3 separate regions of the Mus musculus genome follow, and regions 2 and 3 are each linked to region 1. A link is a loop called in an ENCODE intact Hi-C map of the cell type or tissue named here. Cell type or tissue: heart. All regions are shown on one strand.

Region 1 (8,000 bases):
ACTTTTACTGTAGACACAATGCAACACAATGCTAAAGAAGCATTAGACCCGAATGCCCTATGCCAGTGGTCAACTGCCACCCCAACCTGAAGGACACCCTCCACTTTTGCACAGGGCTATCCTTGTTTGGGCACTTAATTCTAAACGGTCCAGCACTGTGCACCTCTCACCTCTCGCTGCAGTGATGACTGTCAGCCACACAGGATGCTGAGCACCTGAACCAAAACTCCTCTAAAAGAGAGAGAGAGAGCGAGAGCGAGAGCAAGAGAGAGAGAGAGAGAGAGAGAGAGAGAGAGAGAGAGAGAGAGAGACTTCCTGACCGAAGAATACATCAAAATGGCATTAAGAAGTTTCAAAGTGTCGATTATATGTTTAAAATATTAAATGGGAATATACTTCAGTTGGTAGATATGTTCCTAACATTCACAAAGCTCCAGGCTTGATCCCCCTCCACATAGAACTAGACACGGTCTTGTGTGCCTGTCGTCCCACCCAGCACTTGGGAGGTGAAAACAGGAGAGTCAGGAGTTCTGTCCATCCTTGGGCTATATGAGATTCTGTATTAAAAAAATAAAAAAAAGCAAAATTGTGGCTGAAGAGATGGATGAGCGGTTAAGAACATTGACTTTTCAGTTCCCAGCACCCACGTGGCAGCTCACAACTGCCTGCAACTCCAGTTCCAGGGGGTCTGATGCCCTCACACAGACACACATGCAGCTCAAACACCAATACACCTCAAATAGAAATAAACAAATTACACACAGAAGATCAAAATGCTATGCTTATATGTCTATACATAACAATAAAGTCAATTCCCCTGTTTACTTTTTAATATGACTCTTAGGAAGTTTGGAATTGTGTAGCACGTGGCATCTCTTCCCTCTGGACAATCCTACTCATATTTACCCCTTCAGCTTGCGTATCCTCCTTTCAGTACGTAGACTGGACGGGTTTGCCCTCGGAAGGTGCTTGCAGCTGGCCAAGGCTCTTCTAGTCAGTAGAAGCTGCCCAGTTTACTGCACTTGGCTTATTCAATTCAAGTCAGCTCTTGATAAAGGGAGCGACAAGGGGACATTTCTTTCATCTGCTTAACACCTGCTTCCCTCTGAGATGAAGTCTCTCTGACAAGAACATAGCCGCTGCCCTGACCTGTAACCCTAGGGCCGATCTCCCCCTTTAAACTGGGGTGTGTGCTGGCAGAGCTTTAAAGAAACAAAGAGTCCTTTACTTTCTGCCCATGGGCCACTTATGGAATTCCAAGTGACCCTTAAGTGTTTTAGGAAGAGTGCATACTGTCGTGACCTGCCATCGAGAGGCTCTCAAGTGTCGGAGGCCTTGCTGTTATTTTACCCTTTCCAGACTTATCTGAGAGATGCCGCGCTCTGACAAAGAAGCCATAGCGTCTGCTTATAAGGGAGTTGAGTCATGAGCGGAGAGGGTGACTCTCTGACCCACCAGAAAAGACCAAAGTCAGAACTCGGCAACCAAGGCATGAGCTCAAGAAGACAGAACTGAGTTTGGGAAGAATTGAAGGCAAGCACCGTAGGAATAGGAGGGTCATGGAAACAGGCACAGCACTGCCATGGAATACTTTTAAGGACAGAAGTGGCCTCTGGGAATTATTCTCAGGGTCAGTAAGGTAGGGCTACAGAGATTCCAGTCAATGGGAAGCCATTCACACGTTCTCACGGTGTGATATGATACACAGAAACCCTAATATCATGCACTGAGGGAGTATGAGATCTCTCTCTCTCTCTCTCTCTCTCTCTCTCTCTCTCTCTCTCTCTCTCTCAGTTGTCAAAATTGGAAAGTTGGCATATTGGCCGAACACTAAAGCTATGTAATAAATAAGTACATAATGCTTATATGTGCCAAGCACTTTATTTTTAAATAAATGCATCTATTATGGCAAGTAAAACTCTCACAGCCACTAATTTAAATCCCACGTAAGCTGGGAATAGTGGCACATAACTGTAATCCTAGCACTTGGAAGGCAGAGGCCAGCCTGGTCTAACAGCAAGCTCCAGGCCAACCAGGCCTATGTAAAGAGATCCTCTCTCAAAATGAGAGTTGTAAAAAATATAGTGGGGGCAGGAGAGATGGCCCCATACTGCTCTTCCAGAGAATCCAGAACCCAGAACCCAGGCCATGGCTCACCACACCAGTAACTGAAGTTCCAGGATATCTGGTTCCCCCTTCTGGCCTTCCTGGGCAGTAGACACATAGTGCACATACATTTGTGTAGGCAACACAATCATACACATAAATAAAAGCACACAAATCTTAAAAAAAGTAAAAAGCAATATAACATGATACTGCAAAATACAGGAAGATGACTTCAAATTACATTTAACTTATTTTTTAAAGGAAGGATTTTATGTGTATGTGTCTTGCCTATATGTTTCTCTGTATTCCATGTGTGTGCCTGGTGCTCTCAGAGACCAAAAGAGGCTACTAGATCGTTTGGAAGTGGTTTTATACATGACTATGTGTCACCACATGGGTGCTTGGAATCAAACCCAGGTTCTCTGTAAAAGCAGCCCGTGTTTTTAGCCACCGAACCTATCTCTGAGCCCATCTCTCCAGACCTCTCAGGGATTACTGAGGCCCCAGACACCGTACGTGATCACAAAGCAGATTAGACCAGCGGTGGCACACATGTGGCCTGCTGTCTGAGAGAAGAGTGATATCGACGTTAGTTGGCAATCTCTGCAGGAGCCCAGTGCTGGGAGTCTTGCACAGAAGACAGGAGTGGACAGGCAAGAGGGACCAGTGGTTGGATCACTGCCCCGGGCAACTGTTGCATGGTTCTGTTTATCCCTTTGTACACATGAGCTAATCTGCGATGGCCATTTAGGGTCCAGCCTCCTGGTATGGGGCAGTGGTTCTGTCTAATGAATGTGAGCATTTGCCAAGAGATGACTCACAGTCCAGCATTGAGGTTTATAAAGGGCTAAGCCCTTCACAATAACCCTACAGAGTCTATGCCATCAGACCTCTGCTTTTATAAGAGAGGGAACTCAGGCGCAGGTTAAAGGATTTGCTAAGTTTACACAGCTGTAATTCAAACCCACGTCCTGTCTCTCTGCCCAGGTTCGAAGCCTGAATGACGTCTCAGTGTTGAATTACTGTGAGTTTTGTAGTATCTCATACTTGCTATGTCTCTCCCTTATTTAACCTCCCCGTGTGTCCCCGCGACTCACTAGCTGTGGGGCTAGTTCACTATTGTCAGCAGTAGAAACAGCAACGATTCACCAGACCAAAGGCTCCATTCCTCATCCAGTAGGATGTATTTATTTATATATCTTATTCTATGGTTTTTTAGCATCCTTAAAGTGGCTTTACTTGGCCCTGTAAGAAGCTAATTATTCACCAAATATAGACCACGGCTTGTTCTTTTCAGCCCCCTGCATGCTTTTTCCCCTCATTGTGCGATGCCATCTGGTGCTATGAGCTCATGCTTTCTGTGCTCCTTTGCAGAGCGCCAGATTCGTCCTTTCTGAGCCCAGAAAGCAAGGTTGATTTCAGAGTTTGCTTGTGTGGCTTTGAGAGCACTGGGGTCTAACGCCTCCTAGTGGATTTTGCCGGTATCACTCCTTACCATCACCACAGGGAATTCATGCTCACCCATGTAGACTGTCCGTCCATGTCTTTCTTTCTGAGTCAATAGCTTTGGTGAGCCACCCAGCACCAGCAGGTCTTTTTCTGTGTCGTTTTTATTGGCTTAATGCTTGGGATGTGGGAAGCCAAACCCTGATAATTACACTTTCCTCTTCAAATCTGTCTCACTTTGTGCTGTGGCGGTAGAACACGTATTAAAGAGAAGGAGATCGGAAGTCTTGTGGCTGGCCTCGGATCCGTCCTTCACACACTCTTTCTCCAAAGTCCGGAGTCTCTCTGATCATTTTTTCCCCAGGAGTGGAGCACTGGGAACATAGGACATTTTCTTGTATACCGAGCTTAGGATATCAGAGCTTCCCCACCAGACCTCTGATCTTTGAGACTTTTGAGTGCTGCTCGTCAGATCTGCTCCCTCTCTTTCCACCTTCTGATGCTCGATCAGCGTCCTTGGCAATTAGACTAAGATCCAAGGGATATGAAGTGTGTCTGGTGATGTCTGCGCTGCTAGCCTCGGGTCTCACTCCAGCAGAGCACCGGCCAGGCGATTGCCCTCTTCCTGTAGCCCTGCCTCCTGGGGGACTGCGTGGTACTATGAAGGCACAGAGGAGAGAATCAGTCCCAGGGATGTTTAGAGTAGTTTAAGGGAGCACACAGTGTCTTAAGTGCAGAAGTCGTTCTAGGCAAACCATCTCTGAGTCTGAGAAAGCTGGTTTTTGTTTTGTTTTCCCAATTCCGTACCTCTTCACCAGCATGAGGCAGCTTCTAAGAGATGCAGGTGGGGAAGCCATGGAGTCAGCCATGTAGCTGGTCTAATCCCCAAATGAAATGTATCGACAGGTGTGGAAAATGGAGACAGACACAGCCCTCTGCCAGGAAGCAGCTTTGTTTCCAAAAGTGCTCACGTTGGTACTGAATTGGAAAAAAAATCGATTTTTCATATCGAATTGACCGTTTTACTTTAGAATAGCAATAACTGTAGAAATCTGTAGAATTAGCACCAGTTTCTAAAAGTTAAAGAATTCAGTTTGTCTAACCACACACACATTAAGACTTGCTTATGTCGTTGTACTGTGGCCTAGGCTAATTCCTCAACCTCTGAACTTCAGACATTTTTTGTTTAGTGGAATAATTATTCCTGGGGTCGTTGGTGAATGTCAATTGGATTACTTTTATATGTGTATGTGTGTGGTGTATTGGTATATCTCTATCTCCCCTTGTGGAGGAACAAGTATATGTGGATGCGGGTAGAAACCAGGGCTTGATGTTGGCCATCCACATAAATTACTCTGCATCTGAGATACTGAGGCAGAGCACCATACTTGAACGTGCCTGTTCCAACAGATCAGCTAGTCAGCTTGCTCTGGGGACCTTCTCTCTCTCTGGGCTTCTCCTGGGACTAGGATGGGCTGCCACGCCCAGCCAGTATTTATGTAGGTGTTGAGGATCTGAACTCCAGCCATCATGCTGATGGGGCAAGCCCTTGGCCTGCTGAGCCGTTTCCCCATCCCTCACGGAGGTTTTGTTAGATAATTTTTATGTGTAATTGGGATGATCAGGTCATCTCTGTCTTCTGGTCCATACATGGTATTCTGCATAAACTGAACTTTGTCTAGTGAACCCATTTGTATTCCCGACATGTGTCTCATCTGGTCATGGTGCATGGCTTTTTACATGTTGCTGAGTTCAGATTGCTAGTATTGGGAACAGTTTTTGCATAGAAAATATCAAAGAAAGTGGCATATTTTCCTGGAGTTGTGTAAGAGGACACAATTTTGATCTGCAGAACCCATGATATTTTTTGTTTGTCTGTTTGTTTTTTTAAAGGACCAGGGCAGGGGCGGGGAGTCGGGGGGAGATTGAGATCCAAGCTGGATGGGATGGTAAAGGTTATGCTCCCAGCACTTGGAAACTGGGAACAGGTTCATCTCTAAAGACTTACTGACTGGTCAGACTACCTAGTCTATTAGTGAGTTCCAGGCCAGTGAGAGGTCCTGTCTCAAAGAGAGAGAGAGAGAGAGAGAGAGAGAGAGAGAGAGAGAGAGAGAGAGAGAGAGAGAGAGGAAGAAAGAAAAAAGAGTGTGGGTGGGTAAAAATGGCAGAGAGACCTGAGGACTGACACCCAAGGCACAAACACAAGATATTATATAGTTTTCTTTCTTGTGATGTCTTGATTTCAGATCCAGTTGGGAAGTGTTTCCTCCACTTCTGTTTGGTTTTTGAAGAGTCAGAGGGAGTGCTGATTCTTGTTTAAACATTTGGTAAAACTCATCAGCCAAGTCTTGGGCTTTACCTCACAGGGCTGGTCTCACTAAGCTAATTACTAACTCCATCCCTTATCTTGTTATAGATACAGTCAGAATAGCTCACCTATTGCCTTGAGTTAGCCTTTGAGTTTGTGTCTTCCTAGGATATTTTATGTCCTATTTAATATTAGTTAGTGTTTGGCAGGTTTGCCAAGTATTTATTTCTATAAGATTAATCTCCTTTTGCTTTATGATTTTTTTTTAAATCCACTTTGTCTTTTTACTTTTTGGGAGTTTGCCTATCCACTAGAAATTAATTGGCATCTGTGAGTATTCTCTAGTTAACAGCTGCTGCAGTTAAAGGGCTACAACACACACACACACACACACACACACACACACACACACACACACACACACACTGTTTCTAAGGTCAGTTTAATGAGATGCATTTATCCAGACAACTGGCCAAGATGACTGACCCAGAGAAGTATGTTTTGTTTGTTGCTGAGTTTTAAGAGACGGTAGATGCTGTTCATAGAATTCGGAAGACTAGAAGGGAAGAATAGACACCAAGGCCAGTCAATAGGAGCACTGGGTACAGAGGATGAGGGGTGCACACGACCCCATGGCTACACATAGCGGTATCATATATGGGACCAGCTATGCCACCAGCTGAGGGGAAGAAAAAAAATCATAGTTCAAGTCAGTGATATTAAGGGATGACACAGCCTCTTGGAAGACTAAGTAAACTTATGTTCATCAATTATAATTACTTCCTAAACCACCGTGTCAAAGTTGTCTAAGGAAAAAATGTCTTCTAGCTTCCAAATAACACATACACTAATGAATTTTTGGGAAAAACTTAATTGAGAGTTTGAAACTAGATTAAATTCAAACAGGGTGTTCAGGCATCCATTTAGAATTCTAAGCTGGTTTTCTTCAACCGTTTGTACATTTGAGCACATCTACCCCCTCCCTCAATAGTTATGTGCTTAAGTCATATGAACTCAGTGTTGAAAAGCATTTAGTGATTATACATATATATATATAAATGCATATAAAATGGAATGTGATTTTAAAACTCTATTCCAAGCTTTTGGTTTTCGCTGCCATGAGTCGCCTCTGTTAATGACAGTAATCATGAGATTCCCTGCTCCTTCCCCATTCAACCTGGTTTAGGATAAATTATTCTGCCTTGGGCTCCAGAATTCTATTACAAATGAAGAGGCTAGTAAATCTCATTTCTTCTTTTTTTTCCAAGGTATTGCACAGCGATGCACAGCAATCAAGTACCACTTTTCTCAGCCAATCCGCTTAAGAAACATTCCTTTCAATTTAACCAAGACAATCCAGCAAGATGAATGGCACCTGCTTCGTAAGTATTCCTGGGAAAGAATTAGACAAAGATTCCACACCACTCGCTTGCGTTTGGATAGGAAAGTGTTTATCTTATGCACCCTCTGGGCTCAAGTGAACTGGGTCAGACACCCCAGGCATCCATTTGCTAATCTGTAAACACCGCGTGTTTATAATTCAAGTGTGAGAAAAACCAGGCGTTAAAGTACATGACCGGACCAAGTGGCCGTCTACCCAAGTAGCAATGTTAACTAACTTCAGGTAACGGAACTTTGGGTTGTTTTCGGTTTTGTTTTTGTAAGTTTAATTTTTAATTATGTGTATTGTGAGGGGAATTTATGCAGTAGAGTTCAGGTGCCCTTAGAGGTCAGAAGTACCTCTAGATGTCCCTGAAGCTGGTGTGACAAGTGGTTGAGAGCCACCCAACCTGGGTCCTGGGAACCAAGTTCAGATAAACAGAAGCAGTGTTTGTGCTTTAAGCCATCTTCCTCTTCCTAACCCATCCCAATCTCTTTTTAAAAACAAAGTTAGCAGGTATACGGACTTGACCTCAACACTATTCCTTAGTTGCTCTCATTTTTGCTTTTCTTATATAACATTTATTTTAGCTGCCGTGTTTAGCTCAGATCATTGCATCTTTGCTGAAATATCTTTGTGAGTATATGACATAGCTTTCTCAGAGGTAAGAGAGAGTTCCTTTCCTCGGCATCTTCGTGGAAAGAACCGCTCCTTTTCACTGTCAAGGAAATGCGAAAGTCTGGATAAAATCGGACAGCT
Region 2 (8,000 bases), 49 kb before region 1:
TCAAAGCGCAGATCTCACAGTCACTCTCCAGCTCTGAGATACAGTGCATACCCTTTTGTGTGAAAGATTTCAATTTTGGAATCTCTTGGAATTCATTCAGTACACTGAGGGGTCATGGAGGAGGGAAGGGCGTGGTGAACTGGATGGGGTGGAGTGGGGGTGGTCCTGTCTGAAAATAGAAGCAGCTTAATAGCCAGTTTGTTTCTAAAGCTGCCACAACAAATTACTAGTAACTTAGCCACTTAATACAAGTTATCACATTGTATTTCTGTAGATCAGAAGTCCAAAATTAGGGCCTTTGGCATGAAGGCAAGGGATTTCAGATGGGTTCCTTCTGGAGACCTGGGGAAAATGGGTTCCATGTTCCTTCTGCCTTCTAGAGGTTAGCCTGCATTCTGTAGCTCATGCCAGCTTCTTCCTTCAAGGCCACTAACACTGTGGCTCTCTGTCTGTCTCTTTGTTGTCATCCTGCTCTCTTTTCCAGATTATGGCAGGAAAAAAAATCCTATGGTTATAAGATTGCACATTGATTAAATCAGATATATGTATATAATTAAGGATAATCTCTCATTTCAGCCAACTCCTGAACTTTTAGTTTTACTGCTTAAAGTGCGTGCCTGTGCATATACGCATTCATATATGTGAACATTTATGGGTTGCATGGTGTCAGGGTTGGGGGTTGGGGATTGAGATATACCCAGAGGTCAACTTCAGCTGTTTCTCAGTCAAGACCCATCCTGTGTTTTGAGACCGGATCTCTCACAGTCTAGGGATCACCAATGCACCTAGGCTAGCTGGCCAGCAAGCCTCAGCCATCCACTTGCCTCTACCTTTTCAATACTGAGATTACACACGTGTGCCACCACCCCTAGCATTTTAACGTGGCCCTGAGATTGAACTCTGATCCTCGTGCTTTGGGCAGTAAGCATTTTACTGACCAAGTTATTGCCATGTAAGGGAATATGTTCTTGGATCGTGGAGGAGACTGGCAATTACTGGATCCCACCCCAGCCACACAGCTGATATTGTAACTGAAGCACAAGGTTTTTAAATTAGACCTGACTTTTCCATCTCCTTAGGAGCTAATAACTCCCCATAGATTTTTCTTTTAAAGCTGTCTGATTGATTGGATATCAAATCAGTTTATAGGCAAGCAATAATAATACTAGCAACGTCTTAATTTTTGTTATTCAAATTATAAGGTTAATTTGCTATACATAAGCTTGGTGTCATTTTCTCTATGCCTCTTCTTCAAACATACATGGGTTTCCTCTATCTTAGGAGAGTGGGGCTTAGCTCAGTGATAGAGCGCTTATGCATGAAGCACGATAGCCTGGCTTTGGTCCTCAACATTGAAGAAAACAAACAAACAATCAACATGACAGAAAAATCCACAAAATGGCCTTTACTTTTTCTGTCCTTTGCACCTGGACAAGGCTTCCTCTGCCTTCATTGCTGGAGTTCCAACACATGCTACCTATATTTTTTTCCTCACGTTTTATTTACCCCTCAGAATCCAAAGGCTTAATGTCTGTTTTAGTCTCTTTTCCACTGGCTGCTGAGCGAGCTCCCCTGTAATTCTTTCAGTTCACCATGAAGTCCCACACCTGGAGTTCCCGTGGCTCTCCTGACTCCTCACATCTAATTTCTTGTTCTTCCACCACCTCTGTCTCTCGTGGGCACCACCCAGTGAACATTTCTGCATAGACATCATTCTGTCCTCTAAGTCTCGATGGCCAGGGCCTCAGTCTTGTAAGCTGTTCTCCTGCTTGGCTTGTTTGCCTACCCATCTACATAACTCTATCTTTTCATTAAGAGAGCTCTGTCATTGCTTTAGCTATCTTGGCCTAAGCATCGGATCTTCAGTGTCCACCTGACTCCTTTCCCCTTTGATTTACCCAGTGTCACAATGTCACAATGCCTGTGTCATCTCTTCTTTTGCATCTGTGCTGTCCTTATGAGTCCTCTTACTCATGCCCAAATGACTCTGGGTGCACTGTTATCATTTTCGTTGTCACCAAGGCTACAGTAATCACCTTCTTTCTTTTTTTTCCGTAGATGGTGCTGCAGCTCTTTCCCCCATTGCTTAATATCTTGATGGCATTTTAAAGACCATGGGTTCTGAATCAACCTGTTGCCGTTTTATCCAAGATTCTTCACCAAAAGTCCTCTATCCTTGCTGGACCGTGGTGCCCACTGACCATGAATGAAATTCTTCTCCCTCGCCACCAACGTGCTCCCATTCACCTGGGACCCAGCAGCATGTCTACAGCCACCTCTGTTCATGACTTCCCCATCCTCTTGACACATTACCATCACCTGAGAAATACCGAGCAGCAAAGAACTTCTGCAATGCCAACCAAACTATCACAGTTGTTCATATCCCTGCTTCTCCTGCTGTGTCCGCAGCTCTTTTTGACCATTCCTACAGGTGACAACGTTGTACACACTCATGACAGTCTTTCCATTTGTCTAGCAGATTCTTTTCCTTCTTGCTTGCATATGTGAGATGTGCGACTAGGGAACAGACTAGCAACCAGTGATCCATTTGGCTTGGGCTATGCACACCCATCTTCTAATAATGTATCAGGCACTACTTCCTGTAAGTACTATGTATACAAACATACCTCTGAATATGGAGGGTATGAGAGCAGATCTGGCACAGACTGTATTGGAGTACAAGGCAAAACTGTGTCTTTCAGTAAATTTTTAAAGGAAATCTTTTATTAGCTATCTAATACCTACCAATAATAGGGTGTACATATTAACGTCAGATGGATTAAGGGAAGAATGGCTCACAGTGAACAACTGTTAATGTGATCCAAGCTGACAGTCAAAATAGGGAATCACTTGATTACACGCCTAGCACCAAAGCTCCCTCCTCTTGTGTATCCTACAAAAAGAAGCCCCAAACAGTACTTGGAGCCTTGAGTATCTCCATACATGCGGCCCACCGTCCTCTTGCAGTATATTCTGTTCTGTTGCTTCTCTTGAATGAAGTCTCCTCACTATTTTGTAATCTGTGTGGACTTTGATTTCAGGCCAAGAACCTGGAAACACCTGGCCCAGATCCTGACTGCTATCAACACACCAACTTTGTCCAGCTTGAAAACAAAGCAGAACAAAACAAGACAAAGGCAAAGACAAAAAAACAAAACAAAACAAAAAAATCCCCCAAAGACCAAAACCAAAACAAAAAACCCACCAAAACCTCTGTTCCTTTTGTGTTTTATTTTCCTCATTAGTCATTCCTGTTAGTGAGCACACACACGCCACGCCTCATCAAAACATACTGTACCTTATTTCCATGTCACTCCCTCCCCACTTATTCTTCTTCTGAACAAAAACACTCTATTCACATTTTCTCCCTCCTCCTAGTCTTCCTCAGGTCTACTCCAGGCAAGCTCACACCCCACTACCAAGGAAACCCTTACAGTGAAGCTTCCAGCGACATCTGCACTGCCAAGGCCCACTCTGAAGTCCCAGCTCTTGTCTTGGTCAACGAGTCGCAGTCACTGACTTCGGGGGCTGATGAATCCCTTCTGTCCTGAAACACTTGCTTCTCTTGGCTCGCTCTTGGGACTCTGAACTCTTGCATCTCTCTGGCCATGTCCTTTTGCCTCCTTGTGCTTCCCTAGACTCCAATAGATGGTGATTTTCCATGTCTCAGTCCTTGACCTTTCCTGTCAAGGCTTACTCTCTGGCTGACATCATGCAGTCTCATGGTTGAAGCCTCATCTATATTTGGATTCTCTTGGTTCCGAGTTTCTATCTTTAGCCTGAACTTCTTCCTTTAACTCTCTGCTTGCACATCCCATGGCTTCCTTACTGTCGGTATCTCGCAGCTAGTAGAACTCATAGTGCACTCTGTCTGAGCTCCTGACGTGGTCCACACTTCCACTCGCCTCCAGCAGCCTGTGCTTTGTCTGCTGACTCTATTGTCACCCTTCCTTTTTGTTGTCACATTGGAAATTCTTTTGGTTTCACTTTCAAGACCTCCCCAGAAACCACACGCTTGTCGCCATCTGACAGGCTACCTCTATCCTGGTCTAAAACCTGTCAATTGCCTATGAACTAAACAAACAGCCTGCACAAGTACAGACCCTGAAGTCCCACCATGCAGACTGGACGCAGTGGCTCTGCCAGTAAAGAATGACCTGAGCAAGGTGCTCAACTCTGCTTCTCCAGGTTCCTCACTGGGAAGACTGGGATCCTAACAACAATGCTGCTACTATGACTAGAAGTTGTGGAAAGTATTAAAGAAAAAAAAAAAACACCCCACATATAAAATATTGCCAGCCCCTACCAAATAGCATATGACCAATAAATGCTAAGTATTATCTATAAAGCTATAAAAACTCCATGACAGCGGATGAAAGGTGGTCAGCAAAATCAGAGAAGTTATGGGAATAACTATTCTGCTGAGCATAAGCCAAGACGATCTTTCCATATCCAAACCTAAGACAGGTGTGGTGGTGTGTGCCAACAATCTCAGTGCTTTGGAGGCAGAGGCAAGAGGATCAAGATTTCAAGGCGATCTTCAGACAATAGTGAGCCCAAGGGAAGCCTGGGCTGCATTAGGTGCTATGTCAAAAATTCAAACATGAATAAATAAATAAAAATTAATTAATTAATACCCAGGCCCATGTTGAATCAGGATAGAGCATGTTTGCATCAACTACTCTGACCTGTGCCTGTCTCTCGGTCCATTGCACCTTGGAGCAGCTTTTATCTGTCTTACAGTTTTACAGACAGACAACCCACTGCTAAGATGCCTCGATCTGGTAGTACTTGGTATTATCATGTCGCTGTCCTCAGCTTTAAGAACAATTTCTTCTCCAAATCCCCTTCCAGATCCCAGGAATCACAGATGGCCTTAATCTCAATCTTGGCTCTATTCTTGGTCAATCCCCCAATCACTCTTAAGGATTCCATATCTGGGTTACTGTTGCTGCTACCAATGACCACATTTAAAAGTGAGCCCAGCTCGGCATCAGGTCCTCTGCCTATATACTGGAGCTTCCAGGTTAAGTGTTTTATGGGTGCTTGAGTGTGCAAACAAGAGGGTCTCTGACTCTTCTGCTTCTTGTGCTTTTTTCCTTCTGTTGGTTTGTCTTGCCCAACTTTAATGTATCTTATTATATTCGTTTTATCTTATTATATTTTATTTTGTTATATTAAGAAGTGAATGAATGAATGAATGAATGAATGAATGAATAAATGAAAACTTAGCATAAAGGTTAACAACTGAACTGTCACTTATACCTGCTGGGGACAGGAGAGGGAAAAATCAGTTTTCTCCGACAAAATAACACTGGGTGTATCAACCATTCCAGAACAGGCCTCACGTTCCATGTCGGCTGACCAGCACATAACTGGACTCCACAATTATTATTTTTTTGTGTGTATTTTCTTTGGCTATGCTTTGGCAGATCCTTTTTTTTTTTCTCTTTTGTGGTATGGTTTTTACCTTGTTTTCTTGGTTTTGAGGGGCTCTGCTGTGTTGAGTTTTTGTTTGTTTTTTGAACAGGAACTTTAAAGTTGGGTGGGTAAGGAAGGGGAAGAGGATCTAAAAGGACAGGTGAAGTGAAGAATATGATCAAAATATATTGAAATTTTAAAATTATTTTAAATAATAAGATGTAATTAAAGCTACATTAAAAACGAGCCCTATAAATCTAATTTCATGCAGCCATGAAGACCATTTTAAATTCTCATTTTACTGGGAAAAAGAAAGCCCAGGCTTTTGGAGAAATGTGGTTGCTACAGAAAAATTGTAAGCCGCCAAGTAAGACCAGAAAAACTAATAATTTCCCATAAATTCCAAGGTGAGGCCAGCCAGCCAGACCTCCATGGGTGAAAAAAAAAAAAGAGTAATTAAATAATTTTCCTGAACACCCAGCAGTAACCTTTCTTATTTGTGACTAAACTTCATCAGTAGAAACTTTAGGAATTTCTTTTGGCTAATTGTAGGGTTTTCTAGGAGAGAACCACTTTCTGTGGTATTGGGATTTCCACAAGCACAAAGTGCCTTGGCTGGAAAACACTAAGAGGCATCTCCCTCACTGCCAGCCTTCTCTCTGGCTTGCCACTCACACCATCCAAGGCTCTCCTTCACAAGCAGGTTGATGCCGACACCTAATAAATTAGGCAGATGGGGCTCATACATCAACGCCACCTACTTGGATTCCTTTTTGGTCACTGATGCGTTCCCCTCGCCCCCCCCCCCCTTAATCAGCCTCATAAATCTGACCCTGACAAGGTCCTGCCCATCTCCATCCTGTAGTAGGAGGTGAAGTGGTCATTTGTCCCCAAGCTTTCATCCCAGTCTCTCCTTGAGTGACCATCAGTGCCATGTGGTGCCCATTCATTACAGGGGCTCAGGTGTGACCATGAAGATCGTGTGTCAAGGGCTGCCAAACCGGTGACTCCTTCCAGGAGGACAGCATGGCTCTCCAAGCACTGTGCGCATCAGATGCTCGCACTCCGCAGTGCCTGATTTATCCTGGCACACTGAGTGCTGTGCTGGATAGATCACACCCTGAGCTATTTCCCCCCCCCCCCCCCAGCATCCAGCCGTTGATAGCTATCCACACCCAAGCTAATGAATACATGGAATCGTCCAGTTTTTTCAAGAGATTTATCCAAAACAAGAATTGAAGACGAAAACAGAGCTGTCCAGGGTGTGACCTTGCTCTCACAGGTGGGGACAAATGCTTATGTGATCCTGTTGATTCGAATTTGACTCAATCTTTATCTCCAGATCTTGGCCCTGAGAATCAGGAATGTTGACCCAGCTCATGCCGGCGGTGTTTATGTTCCTCATGACTTGAGCAGCGGTGTTTTCAGCCTTCTAGGAGATGTGTCATTCAGTCTGGACTGTGTCTGAATCCTTGTCCTTTCTCATGCTCTTCTTAAAAGGGGGAGGGGGTGGGGAAACATATCCCACCCAATCAGAGGAGGAGGGGAGAGGGTAATAGGAGGAAGGATTGTGTGAGGGGGTGACTGGAAGGGGGCAGTGATTGTGATATAAAGTGAATAAATAAATAAATAAATAACGAACAAATAAAAGAGGAGGGTAGTTTTTTTCTCTTTCCTTATACAGGTGTTGTTCAAGGCTGACTTAATGTCCCCTTGTCCTCTGAGAGCTTCTCTATCCCTTATTCAAGAAAAAAAAATAGTTCAGATACACTCACCCATGATTTGTGCCTGTAAGATGCAGCAGCTGTGGGCAGTCATTTCACGCCCAGGCCTTTCCAGCTCATCCACTCTAAAGACCTGGGAAGGTGAAGACACCTTATCAGGCTCCAGCAGCTCATTTATGCTGTTCACAAAACTGCATTAACCACCTTCTTTATGGGCCCATAACAAATAGGCTATTGAAAGAGTGTAATGGTTCCTCATAGTTTGGATGCATATCATCTCACAGGCAATTTATGTTTTGGGGGGTTTTAAACCGGGCCTTTGTGCTTTCTCATTAGGGCCCGGTCCTTGGAAGAAGGGTCATGTTCTGACCACAGGATTGTGAGCAGCAAGAGCGAGCAGTCTCCAGAGCTTGTTGTTGCCGATGATAAATGATAAGCAGGAGAACACGCTGTCAGTTATGCTGAGCACTTGCTCTGCGTCAGCTTCACACCCGCTGTGTCTCTAACTGCTTTGTCTCCTTTAGATTCTTCTAGCATCCTTAAGGAGGACCCTACTCTTATCCCCACTTCACAGAGGCGTGGAGTCTTCTCTTCTAACGAAGCTCTCTATTTTCCAGGGTCTCAGATCCCTGACTCCAGTCTCTCAGCTTTTTCATGCCGTTCTTCCCTTGAGCAATCTCATCTAGTCTTATGAATTTAACAGTCAATAGGCAGTTTGTACCTATATGTTGATATTGCTAATTTAAATCTCTACTCTAAATTCTCCTTACTCCCTCTGCTTGGGAACATACCCAGGGCTTTGCCCGCATCAAGAAAACATTCTACCATCAAGCCACACCCTCGCCCCAGGCTGCT
Region 3 (8,000 bases), 300 kb before region 1:
AGGAACAACGACAGGGGAGTAGTAGAAAGGAACGGCTTCCTTGTCTTTCTGTAACTGCGCATCTTCTAATACACAGCAATGTTGAAGACCAATAAATAAATCACAAGTCACCCAGTACACATATCAGAAAACAACTGAGTGCATGACAGCTTTCTAAGTTTCTAGTTTGATTTTTAAGGAGATTTTAAGATATACTGAGTAGATTCTGTGCCAGGACTTTAGCTCAGAGCTGAGAAAATGTTTTATTAAAATGTGGAAATATGAAAGAGCGAGGGTACAACCTTAGCAGGCTCATTCCCTCAGAGTCGTAGAAGTCTGTGAAGACAGGCAGCCTATGTGGGAGAATGACGTTAAGTCCTGGTGACTTGGGACTCCTGGCCAGATCACCAAGTAACTTCTACTCACTGATGAAAAATAAAAGGTCTGGTGAACGTGCCAGATCCTCCACTGTTGTCCGGATTTCACCAACATCAAACATCGGTCTTACAAACTGAATAGTAGAGAAACAAACAATTCCTACTGGCGATATTGGAAGGTAATTACAGTATAGGGAATCAGTAACTGCATCTAACTGAAAATGTGTTCTGTGCTCATGGTATTTTCCTGTGGTTTACACAAGCAAGCAACACATCCTCCAAGTTCCATCTTAATGGTACTTCTAAGGAATTTACCAATGAGCTAAGTCAAGGGTAGGGCAACTCTAACAGAAGGTGGTCTGGTTTTGCAGCTCAGAATGTTACTTTATATTTCAGCCTGAAGCATCTAGAATATTATTGGTCATTCAGAGAAAAGCTGGCCCATCCCTAAAAAAAAAAAAAAAAAAGAAAGTCTCTGTGTCTCTGAATAGATTTCTGTTCCCCCTGAAGCTAAAACCTAAAGTACTGGGGGCTGCATCTACCCATCAGCGTGATGGCTTGCTTACTGTAGCAAGGAGAGAGCGAGGTGGTTCAGAGGAGGATATGAGAGAGCAGTAGGCTCAGGAAGATGGAGGTTTTAGGGGAACACAAAGGAGAACAGAGTAGAGCAGACAGCTCTGAGAGGCTTTATAATGGGCTGATCAAGTCGGAAGGACTATTTAGATATAATGACACACAGGTGCTAAGAGCTGGTGAGGTCTGTTGAGAAACTCAGGACACAGAGCAAGAGGACAGGACACAAACACCCAGACTACAGCTTCCCAAATGTAGGCCGGTCTTTCCCACTGGACCACACTTGCCTCTCATAACAGAGCAATGTCATCTGGAAATAAGTAAGCTAGTATAAACTTGCCACAGTTAGTCTGGGGAGTTCTGATGTCACATCCCCTGCGGACCTACTCTCCATCCCAGAGCTACCAACCATTTCTCTAGGAAAACCTGAGCAAAGCCCATGCTGGGCTCAGAGAGGAAGAAGGAAGGAGAGACACTGAGCAAACCAGCGAATGGTAATCAAACATCAAAATAAGCATTAGCCAGGCATGCCTACAATTGCAGGACGTAGGATGCTGGGGTATGAAGATCAATAGTTTAAGATCAACCTGAACTACAAAGACCATTTTTTAAAAATGAACTATAAAAAAATTACTCTATGATATACAATGACTTTCTAGCAATAAAAAACATCAAATTTCAAATAATTTACCTGGTTCCAATTTTATCACTTTAATTGCTGCTAATTCTCCAGTGTTGACATTCCGTGCCTAAAAGAAGAAGAGGAAAGATCATGAAAAAAAAAGCTATAATAAGCTTATCAGTTTATTGTTTATTTTCAATCATAAATATTTTTAAAGTATCTAATTTACATTATAATTAAATTTACAATCTAATTTACAGCCAGCCAGCACCAAGTCCTTCATAATGAATCCCAGCACTAAGTGTAAACTTACTGCCACACTAACTGGGCACTGTTCTAAGTGGCTTGATACTCACTTGATTCTTACAGGACCTGTAAGGTAAAAACCAGTCCTGTTCCGTGTTGCAAATAAGAAAAACGAAGTGAAAAGCCTGCTTGGTCATACCACTGGCTACGTGGAAGCACTGGGACTCAAAGCCAGGAAGTCTTCTCCAGACTTCCTAGTGAATTCCTCCAAGCATTACACTACAGAGCTCTTCATGCAAAGGCTGGGAGAACTACAGAGGGGATTGGCCTGAAATCTTTAATTAGAATCTAACTATGAAAGCAGCCCCCTTATGTCACTTCAAATCCACATGTTGCCAATAAAATCAATGTATTCAAAATAAGCCACTCATGAAAAATAAAATTAATTTAAAAATCGATTCATGGAGCTGGGGATTTGGCTCAATTGGTGGAATACTTGCACGGCAGCCTGAAGCCCTGAGTTCTACCCCCAACTTAGTAAAACCAGGCATGATGGCACACATCTTTAACCACAGCACTATAATCCACTGGTGGAGACAGGAAAATCCGAAGTTCAAGATAATCCTCAGTTACTACAGAAATTGAAGGATAGCCTGGGCTATATGACATCTTTAATCTAAAAAGGGAGGGATGGACAGACAGAAGCTAGCCAATTCATAAGCTGGGTATGAGGGCATGCCTGCCAATCCTAGCACTTAGGAAGAGTCAGGAAGACTGTTCAAAATTAGAGACCATCTTGAGCTACACAACCCTGCCTTCTGCCTCAAAAATCAATCAGATATTAGACTATGAGTGTTTACAACTGTTTATCTAAGTAGAAAATATCTATGAACTTGATTTTAAAAAAATGGCAGTAAATCTTTAACAATTTAAGATGCTATAAAACTGGATAAGAATTTTCAAAGTATTTTAGTGTTTACATTTAATTAATTTTTATATCAGTCTAAAGGGAAAAACATAAGCAATCCCACGATTATAGGAAGATCTTATCATATGGCCAGGATTAGATTTAGCTGCAGTCCTCCCTTAGTAATAGATGGGGAAAATCTGACAATTAACATGGGAGTACCAGGGCATTAAAATACCAGCAGAGGGACTGGGGAGGGGGCTCACGGGTAAAACACTTGTTGTGCTGAAGTTGGGGGTCAGAATGGAATTCAGCTTCCCAAGATTCATGTAAAACCCAGCTCTCTGGAGGCCCAGGCAGGGAACCCCCACAGCAAGCTGGCTACAGAGACAGCAGGAGCAGCTAGCTCTGGACTCAGTTAGGGACCCTGCCTCGACGTGTAAGATGAGAGCACTGAAGATGCCTCCAGCCGTCAAACTTGGGTCTCTGAACACATCTGCATACATGTCCTCTCAACACCTGCACACACCTGAGTCCCCATACACAAAGGCGTGCATATGCAGCATTCACACACCAACAAATATACTCCTTCCCTCCACTAACACACGTAAGCAAACTAGGGAAGTACACAAGAAAGCAGAAAAAAAAGTTAAGCTCTTACTAAAAATATGCACTTAAGACTCTCCCAGGGCCGGGAGAAGGTTCCCGTGGTAATGTGCTTGCTGAACAGGCAATAGGGTCTGAGTCTAAGTCCTCGGCAGCCACAGAAAAGCAGGGCACAGGTATCGAGTATGGCTACACATGCCTGTCATCCCAGCATCCGGATGATCTCTGCTCCAGAAAGTATGTTGGCAGTTGATAGGTGACACTGATGCCAACTTCTGACCTCAACACACACAAACATGCACAAACACACATTATACATATGCCACACACTACTTTTTTAGAGTCATCGTGGTGGCACAGACCTTTAATCCTAGCACTTCATTTGATGAGAGGGAGAGGCAGGTGTGTCGGTTGACACGAGTTCAAGGCTAGCCTGGTTTACAAAGTTAGTTCCAGGTCAGCCAAGGTTACAAAGTGAGACTCTGCCTTAATTTTTTTTTTAAATCCAAAAGATTCTTTTTGTGGTATCTGAGTGTGATTCCCACCCCACTGTAAGCCTAAGTTGTTTGAATACTTGGTCCCCAGTTGGCTGTCTGGGAAGGGTGACGAGGAATGACCTTGTTGGAGAATGTGTCATGGGTGGGGGAGGCTGAGGTTTCAAAGCCTCCGGTCATCTCCAGTGCCCTCAGTGCCTCCTGCTCACGGTCTCTCAGCTGTTTCTACCCCATGCCTTCGCTCCCTCCTCATGAACTCCAACGCTCTGGAAAAGCCAATCCAATAAACACTTTCTTCTCTAAGTTCCTTACATCACAGTGTTTTAACAAAGCAGTAGGAAAGTAACTAATATATTCCCTATAGAAAGTTAAAAATTTAAAAAATGCAGGGAAAACTCATTTAAAAATCTTATCTTTAGGGCTGAAGGAGATGGTGAAGCGGTTAAAAGCACCGGATGCTTTTCCAGCACCCTCATGACGGCTCTCCACCATTCCTATTCCAGGGGATTCAATGCCCTCTCCTGGCCCCCATGGGCACCAGGCACATACAACACAAACATAAGGCAAATATACATATAAAAAAGTTTTTAAAAATTCTTCAACTTATAATCTTCATCACTAACAAATACTCACGATGCCCATATGGAGACAATGGAAAACAGATCTGAGTACTTCTAGCCAAAGTTCCTTTCTTTTAAGTGTGACAAACCCCCCAACAGCACTGAGTAAATTCTGTTCCTTTCTCCAGGATGAGACATCACATAAACAATGAACCTGGAATGTCACTGTGGAGCATCTGCAAACAGGGACATGGTGACCTGGGGGAAACACTGGGCATCGAAAATAAAACCGGATGCTACTTCCTGACTCAGTGAATCTCTAATCAGACCTGTTCAAAAGTCTCACTTGTTTACTGAAAAGAGGTATGGTGACTCCACTGTGTGACATCACAACGTGAAGCTGATTGATCAGAGCTGAAAATTTGTTCCCAGAGGCCACAGGAGGGCACACTCTTCATGGACAAAGTCACAAATGTCCTTTCAAAATGGCTGCTGCACTCAAAATACTTGGCTAAGAGCTGATTTACTCAGAGCTCTCATTAGCCATATTCAGCTGAGAAATCATGACAGTAAACTCCTAGTGAGCAGGTGAAATAAGCCACTAGTCACTATGCTTTCAGAGGGTCTGTCACTACTCTTTGACTTATTAATTCAAAAGGTCTGTCAAAAACTTGCTATAAGGTATCAGTTCCAAACCCCAGTCTCTCTGGGATGAATAATTAACTTCTGGTGCTCTCTTTCCAGTGGCCGGAGCCAGGCGGCTTAAGAGCTCCCCCTCCTCCTGCTTTCTGCAGTGCAACTCAGTGTATCTTACTTGGTAATACTCTGTGAGGGCGGGGTAGAGGTCCAAAGGAAGTCAGGGGACTTCTATTTCAGAGCCTTTTCTCATCAGAAACCATGGAGTTTTGAATGCATTATGATTGTGTGGCACACTGGTAGCTGCAGACATGGGATTTTAGTAACTAAGATGCCGAGGCAGTACGAGAGTGCAATGCCAATCAAGACTATGTAGCAAAACCCTATCTTTAAAAAAAAAAATCACTTATTTCAGGATTAAGTCAATAATATCTCAAATATTTATTCTGGATTTATCAGTTTTGATTCAGCTCAAGCAATTTAGTTTTCAAATGAGCAAGGCTAACATTCCAAGATATTAGCATGTATGAACTTTAAAAAAAAAAAACCAAAGTCAGTATTGCAATAGAATTTTCATACTTCTTAAAAGCAGACACTGAAGTGGCCTGCCATGAGCATTACACCTTGCTGTTTGTTGACAGCCCTCAGAGGACTCCACAGCAGTTTCCCTTTCACTGAGGACCTCACTGCGGCCACTTCATAGATTAGTTAGTGGAGCACCATCACTGCTGAATTTTAGAATATTTCACCACAGCACCAAAACAAAAGCAAGCCCCTAAGCCCACAGCGATCATTCCCACTCTCCCGTCCCTGGGGTCTTGAGTAGTATGGATGTTTCACTAAATGGAACTGAGCAACACGGGGTCACTGGTTAGTGCTCCTGCTACTCAGAATGTTCTTATTCACAAATACTATCACGTTGCAGAGAAATACAGTCGGGCTTTCTACTCATCGCTGAAGGATACAGAAGGAGGTAGTTAATCCTCAGTGTCAACTCAACTGGCCTAGGGTCCCTGAGGAAACACGTTTCTGGGCATATCTGTGCTTGCAGAGATTATAAGTGAGGAAGAAGACCACCGGCGACTGTAGCCGGCATCATCCCATGGGCTGAGGCCCCAGCCCAGACTCAGGGGAGGGGGAAGCCGGCTGAGCATCCCTGCTGTTCTGAGGCATGCCAAGAGGATTCGCAGGTCCACACTTCCAACACGATGGAGCTCCCTTCGCAGCCATTCGCAGCCGTGAGGATTCACGCCCCATCTAACCGGGAGCCAAAATAAAGCTTCCCTCTTCCCCTCAAGGTGCTTCTTTTCAGGTGTTTGCTCAGAGTGACAAGAACAGTACACATAACACATGGGTTCTTTTCATATTCGTGTGTTATAAATACTACTTACTACTATATATGAAACCATATAAATGTCTGGGTAAACCTGTTTCTAATTCTCTCAAATACAGACCTTAAATGTACTAAAAAATGCTGGGCTGTATAATATTCCAGGCCCATGACTTTGAAGATGGATCACTAGAATGGAAAAGTTGTTTGAAGAGCTGCCAAATTGTTTTCCAAAGCAGCTCTAGTGTCTTGTACTATCTCAACTAACACATTCTGCTTCAGTTCCCCATAGCCTTGGAACTCTGTTACTTTGTGTTTTCCTTTGGCTCTCCCATGGGGATGCCCACCCGCCTCTAGAACCCAGTTACAGGTGTGCGTCATCACTCCTAGCGCATCCACTTAAAACACCACCAGAAGTTTAGACCTTAATCTGCACACCATGCACACTTTCTCTCCCATTAGGAGCTCTTCTCATTTCCCCTCCCGTCTCACTGGCCTAGCAGGCAAGCACATCAGCTTGGGGCTACACCTTAGTGCCCGCCTTCATCTCCTTGATGCATTAATGTATTTATTTTGATGAAGTCCAACGTGGCTTGTTTTGTCCCTCTGTGTTTCTCGACGGTTGAGAAAGCTAGCATGCCAGAGCTCTTTGCCAACAGGCTTTACTTTCCACCCGTACATTAAGGTCAATGATCCACTTTTAGTAACTTTCTGTATGATGTTGCACCATAGGGAGTTTCCAATTTCATTCTTGTGCATGTGAATATGAAGTTGTGAAACACAGTATTTTTAACTTCAATAAAACCCTTTATTATCTGGCCCCCACCTATCTGCCTAGTTACTCCCAAAGTTTTACTTTATGCTCTGGCCAAACCAAACAAGTTGTGGTTCCTCAGCACCAGCCACACTTCTACCACAGCGCCCAGTCCTGGGCCTAGATCCCAGACCTCATATCACTAGGTCCTAAGCTTAAGAGCTAGGCTTAGGTTATCCTGACTCTGTCCCCTTAACCTATTTTCACTTCGGCACTTCCTAACACCCCCACACTCCCGCAGACCCTAGGTAATCTTTCTCAAACTGAAGAGGGCCTGATGAGAATCCTACAGATTTAGAAATAATCTCAGTCTACAAACGCTCTTGAAAATTCTTATATTTTTGATTGTGACCCTAGCTTTTAACAGCTGAGCCGTCTCTCCAGCCCATTGAAAATTCTTGATTTCAGATCTGCTTGAGATTTTGTCTGAATGAGCCATGGGGAGGCTTTCAGACAGATTAGACTAGTATAGAAAAGTTGTTTTCCTGAGCTGACTTCACACTGCTGAGCACGCTCAGGTATGAGGAGCGTCCTCTGCACATTGGAATACAGGTAAGTAAGCAGCCCAATCAAGAGGAATCACCAACACCCGGGGCAGGCCAGGTACCACAGTTAGACAACCATCGTTGTAAAAACTGACCCTTGCTGGGTACTGAGCACCTAGAGCTTTCAACACTTATCCTGTAGAAGAGGATGTTCACTGTGGACATGGAAATGGGGTGTGAAATGACAGCTAAGATTGCAATAAGCCGCAGGGTGGATCTGAGCAAGCAATGGCCACTGGATCCTTTTCCTGACCCCTCTACTCTGCAAAAACAAGATAGAAGAGACTATTTATTCCTAAGATTCCTCCTAA

Evidence for each region. Hi-C counts contacts between places; a loop is a spot of excess contacts. Peaks named below come from ENCODE experiments on the same cell type or tissue, not always from the same donor. Only the 100,000 strongest peaks of a DNase experiment are listed, where the experiment ranks them.
Region 2: a loop joins it to region 1, with 2.1 times the contacts of the local background. A loop is called at or near these places in 6 of 42 quality-filtered maps.
Region 3: it touches region 1 in a loop (6-fold over the local background); 8 of 42 quality-filtered maps call a loop at or near these places.

Annotation. Positions count from the first base shown.
Region 1 is chr17:80,979,052-80,987,051 of GRCm38, forward strand. Tmem178 (transmembrane protein 178) reads left to right here. Exons shown (of 4, transcript NM_026516.2): 2 at 7,129-7,242. Among named protein-coding and RNA genes, the nearest start is that of Tmem178, 38 kb to the left of the region's middle. In heart, CTCF peaks have their summits at 2,235 (motif pointing left) and 3,571 (motif pointing left); a DNase peak (open chromatin) is centred at 3,520; H3K27ac peaks cover 1,018 bases.
Region 2 is chr17:80,929,901-80,937,900 of GRCm38, forward strand. C230072F16Rik (RIKEN cDNA C230072F16 gene) reads left to right here. Exons shown (of 6, transcript NR_131127.1): 5 at 2,059-2,431; 6 at 3,042-3,547. Among named protein-coding and RNA genes, the nearest start is that of Tmem178, 11 kb to the right of the region's middle. In heart, no CTCF peak of the experiment used is centred here; a DNase peak (open chromatin) is centred at 3,641; H3K4me3 peaks cover 771 bases; H3K27ac peaks cover 2,274 bases.
Region 3 is chr17:80,679,248-80,687,247 of GRCm38, forward strand. It overlaps Map4k3 (mitogen-activated protein kinase kinase kinase kinase 3), which reads right to left. Exons shown (of 34, transcript NM_001290345.1): 2 at 1,621-1,678. Among named protein-coding and RNA genes, the nearest start is that of Map4k3, 45 kb to the right of the region's middle. In heart, a CTCF peak has its summit at 4,799 (motif pointing right); no DNase peak of the experiment used is centred here; H3K27ac peaks cover 360 bases.